Linked DNA regions of Mus musculus: region 1 is linked to region 2. A link is a loop called in an ENCODE intact Hi-C map of the cell type or tissue named here. Cell type or tissue: heart. All regions are shown on one strand.

What was found. A loop is a pair of places that touch in the nucleus more often than their neighbours do. Peaks named below come from ENCODE experiments on the same cell type or tissue, not always from the same donor. Only the 100,000 strongest peaks of a DNase experiment are listed, where the experiment ranks them.
Region 1: a loop joins it to region 2, with 5 times the contacts of the local background. A loop is called at or near these places in 3 of 42 quality-filtered maps.

Annotation. Positions count from the first base shown.
Region 1 is chr15:6,563,981-6,566,480 of GRCm38, reverse strand. It overlaps a transcript of Fyb not described here. Among named protein-coding and RNA genes, the nearest start is that of Fyb, 15 kb to the left of the region's middle. In heart, a CTCF peak has its summit at 426 (motif pointing left); DNase peaks (open chromatin) are centred at 1,150 and 1,380; H3K4me3 peaks cover 595 bases; H3K27ac peaks cover 1,280 bases.
Region 2 is chr15:5,237,433-5,239,932 of GRCm38, reverse strand. All of the region lies in intron 2 of Ptger4 (prostaglandin E receptor 4 (subtype EP4)), which reads left to right. Among named protein-coding and RNA genes, the nearest start is that of Ptger4, 5.5 kb to the left of the region's middle. In heart, no CTCF peak of the experiment used is centred here; DNase peaks (open chromatin) are centred at 1,242 and 2,412.

The sequences.
Region 1 (2,500 bases), 1.3 Mb before region 2:
ACAAAAACAACAAACAACAAACAAACAAAACAAAACCCCCAAACAAAACCCCCAAACAAACAAAAAACTCACCACCAACAAAAAAACCCAAAAAACAAAAACAAACAAACAAACAAAGAACCCCCCCCCAAACGGCAGTGGCTTTTCTCTTCTGTATTTTGTCCTTTTTAAAAAAACCTCGACATTATTCGTCTCATTTCTCTTTTCTTTTAAAAAACTCTCTGGCGGAGTTAGTTTCCATCTCTGAGCTTCTAAAGATCCTAGAGACATAGTTACATTGGAGAATAAGACTTTAAAAAACCTACAGGGCCAGGGCTGGAGACAGTGCTTACTGCTTAAGGACACTGGTTGTTTATCCCGAGGACCTGGGTACCCAAACAGTGGCTCAGCATCTGCTGGACCCCCAGTTCCCGTGGATTGTGGTGCCCTCTTCTGTTCTCCATGGGTACTGCACACAGTTGAGGTACATAGATATCCAAATATTAACAACAACAACAGAATCAACATGGACAAAAAAAAAAAAAAAAAAAAATAGTGATGAGGTCTCAACCCTACATTAAGACATAAAGGCGACTAAGGAATGCTGAATCCAGGAGAGATACTCTTTCCCAGGGAAATGCACACGGACTGGCTGGCAATAACAAATGTCAGCGCAGAAGAATGTACATATGAGTACCATTATACAGATCGAGCGGGTTGTATTTATGAATTTAGAAATATATCTAAGTAGCAACAGTGAAAATAAAAGAGGCTATGAATTTGAATAGGAATGGGGGGGGGGAGACACGGAAGGATTTGATATCTAATTATGACCTCCCACACGAATGGTTTAACTTGGTTTATCTAGAGTTTTTCTTTGCACAAAAAGTACAATTTGATGACATCAGTATTTGATAGAAAAATATAAGGAAAATTAAAAAAAAGATTAAATGTTTAAAATAGAAGATTCGAGAATAGTCACAGTTTCTTCATTCTTGATGAATGTCTTGACCAGATTTTTTTTTTTTTAAAGTGGGGAAAGGAAAGCCTCAAGGTCAGCTGAGAACACAGGGAAGACTTTCAGCAAAACCGCAATGTTTCCTCCCCTTCCTTCTGGCTCCACCCCTTTGATTTGGATAGCAAGTTCCCTATAGGGCTGGAGTGCCTGGAGAGGCCCCATCTGGCTTGCACCCTACCCCTGACTGCTCACTGTGTTTCTTGTTAACCTCTTATCCTCACGCTCCCTGGTCCCTGTCTTTCCGATCCAGTGAACACACACCGGTCAATGTTCTCTGGCTGTCCGGCCGACCGGACATGAGACACATGAGTTGGCAATCTGTTTTAGACTCCTTTTTCTGACTCACAGTCTTACCTCCTGTCAGCGTGTCCCTGTCTCTCAGCCTCCCAAGTATCTTTGGAATTTCGCCCTCCCCTCCCCCACCGAGCACTGCCTCTAGTCTTCCTGTCTGGCACTAACACAGCCTCTTACAGTACTGCTTTTCTTCAAATAGGATCCTTTCCCCGTAGGCCTGTCACGATCTCTCTGTGATAAACGAATCACATTTGCTTAAAGCATTTCATTGGGTTTCCAACCCTTAGGGTTAAAAAAAAAAAAAAAAAAGACATTTTTTTAAAACTTTCTTGAGTTCTGGGTATTGAACCTATAGACTTACTCTAGGTAAGTGCTTTAATATTCCATATTCCAAACCCTCAGTGGCAAGTGACACTGTTTTATTAACTTGGAAGACATCTATAGTCGCACACAGCACCCACTTCTCTCAATTCCTGCCTTCCCCGTAACTTCACCTGGACTCCTGCACATCTGTATGTAAGCTCAGGTCACATTATTCTCTCACACTCGCCTCCTAACGATATTATCACGTGGTAATATCGTTATGTCCTGATTCATTAAATCTTGTCCTGTCCCAGTTGACAAGTTATTGGTAGTTGATGGCTGCTGAGGGAGGAGCATCATCTTGCTTTGAGGAGTATGGCCACAGCAGGTCCCCCATGCTCCAGTGGGTGACCTAACACTCATGTGCACACTGGCAGTACTAATTGCACTCTGTGGGCTCAGTTAATTAATCAATTAATTAATAACTAGAAAATGAGCACCTGGAAATGAGAAGGAGATGTGCTGAAAAGTCCTGGGTGCAGAAAAAGGGTGAATATGATCAAGATACATTGTATACATGTATAAAAATTTCAAGTGTGTATTTAAAGCATCAGGGGACATTTATGCCAACAGCACATAACCAAAGCAAGGTTTTAATCTTTATTAGACCTTTGATTTGGAATAAAAACAAGGATTCCAAAATAATTTGGACCAAGATGAAGAAATTTCAAGATGAGCCATCAATAATATACAACTGTTATGGTTTGTAGGCTTGATAATCATTTTGTAAGAGATGCATACTGAAAAATTTAAGAACTAGTTATTCCATTTTACATAGTTTATGTACTCAGGTGGTTTATGAAGTATTTATATAAACACGTGTGATGCGTCAAAATGTTAAAAATC
Region 2 (2,500 bases):
AGTTCTCATACCATTGGACGGGAGGGAAAGTGTCCAGGTCGTTTCCAATGCTTTAGGAAGGCTACTTGGCAGAGCAACTATAGCTGACTTGGACTTTCAGAGAGCTACATACAAGGCAGAGGGAGGACAGGCGGCCACTGAAAAATACGCCAGTGTCTGTCTTTTGGACCTGTGGGAGGAAGAGGCTAGATGAGGTCTTACCAAAAGGTTGATAATTTAGTCTGGAAGGTGAACTTTAATTTGTTCTGCAAAACAGAGCCCAGCTTGAAAGCTAGAACTGAGAAAGACTGAGAACTGCACTGTGGATATGATGAATGGGCCCAGTCTGCAAACTTCTCCACGTGGGTAATAACCAAGGACTAGAGACAGTGGAAGCACACACCATCGCACAAACAATGCTGGGTGGAGGCGGGTTGCTTGTCTTTGTGTCCTTTCTGCGGTTGATAACTGCTCTGGGGTTGGGTGGCTGCTGCTGTTGGATTCAGGAGATGCTGAAGAAGTGAAAGCTCATGCTTAAGATAAATATCTTGCATTCTTTAGAATCAATCAATATAATCAATGGAAACCCCTAAGGTCACCATATTAAGTACGGCAGCTAGATCAATTCCTGGTACTTATTTTTGCGGTTGTAATACTAATGTTGAGACAACAGTTATAATCAGATCTTTTGCCTCGGGGCTAAAGAACTAGACTGTCAGATTTGGAAAGGTATTTTCTTCCACAAGCAGGGAGCCAGGGACATATTTATTGCTTGTTTATTTTTTATTTTTTTATTTTTCTTCTTACTTGGAGCTACCAGTAGTATGGCAAATTAATTAATCTTCCACCTCAGTCAGGTAAAATTTTCATCCTTAGGGAAAGAGTTTCCTGCGTTTCTCTGGTTGCTTACTGGAAAGTCTATCAAGGCATCCCCAGCAGCTTATAAAAGCAGATGAAAACTGTAAACAGGGACACTTTTTGTAGGAGGCAAACTGGAAGTGGACTCATTAAATGATCGCATGAGTGAAAATGCACAGGTAAAAGGGAGGTGATTAATTTAGATGCCACTGTAGCAAAACCAATGAGATGGATCACTTTTCTAAAAAAAAAAAAAAAATGCAACCAAGTTTTAAAAGAACTGCGCTTCCTAGAAGCAATGTTTGAGTCATAATGTGAAACGGAAGGCCTTTAGGAGCCCTGGGAGGACTGCAGAGCAGTACAGAAAAACAGGGTTTTGCCAAACCCAGCAGCTTGTTGGAATCAGCTCAGTGGCTCATGTCCCTACCCACTCCACGCCTCTGTTTCCCCAGCTGCAGATGAAGAACTGTGTCTAACTGGATGGCTGGGAATGAATCTTTCTTCAGTTCTTCTCATCATCTTTACTGACATCTCAAGCTTTGCTTTTATTGAACATCTATAACAGGACATTGTCTCCCTTAGAGCTGAAATGTGAAAGCTGTGAATTAGGAATGCAAAACAACTTTTAAAATAGATTCACAATGTAGATATTAACCAGTAGGGATTAGGCGACTGGCATGCAATGAATGACCCGTTAGTAGCCTAGAAGTAACAAGAAATACAGTCTCATACCACCACTCAGTTAAGGGCATTTTCCTTGGCCATTTGTTTTCCAGGGGTGTGGTGAGGACTTCTAGTAACAGCTGTGTCAATTCTAGGCTCTTCACAAGGCAACGAGATAACAGAGCACACAGAGATAATTCCTTTCCTGTGCTTGGAACAGAACAAGTAGCCCTATGCTCAAATCCAGTGACAGAGCCTGCCGTTAACTAGACGGCGTTTCAATTCAGACAATCAATTATTACATTAGTCTAGTCAAGAGTTCAACAATGCAAGTCAACATTCCCTTCGAACAGGTTATTCTTAAGTATGTTTTGAATGCCAGCCATCAGCTGTACCCCGAAGCTGTGTTTTACCTGCAGTTATCCGTGTAGTCTGCAGGGGCCAGGTTTCCACACGTGGGTTAATAAGAAAATAGTAAGGTGATGAAATACACGCTGGTCCTAGGTGTTGTTCCAAGCACTGTAAGAATGTATGCACAGCTCAGAGTGGTGGCTCACACCTTTAAGACCAGCACTCCTGAGATAGAGGCAGGGAAAGCTCTGTGGGTTCCAGGCCAGCCAGGGGTACATAGAGAAGCCCTGTCTCGAAACAACAACAACAATAACAACAAAAAGATCCAAACCACTTAAGTATAAATGATAAACACCTACACATCACAGCCTAACGATGGAGAGGTTTGTCCAGTCAGGCCTCTCTACCACATTACCATACACCCTCCCATCAACTTTCCTGAAGCCATACCTCTCACTTTATTGGAGCCCCTCCAAGTGCTATTTCAGTGCTCCTGGGCTTACTGTCTGATCAGTCTTAAGATGTTCGGAACTGTTGAATCGCTGCCAATATGAGGCACAAGTGACAGTCTCAAGGCCTGCAGCCGCTCGTGGTCTGAAGTGGAAGGAAGCAGCTTCATTTGTATTCAGCAAGGTTTTTAGAAGTTTCC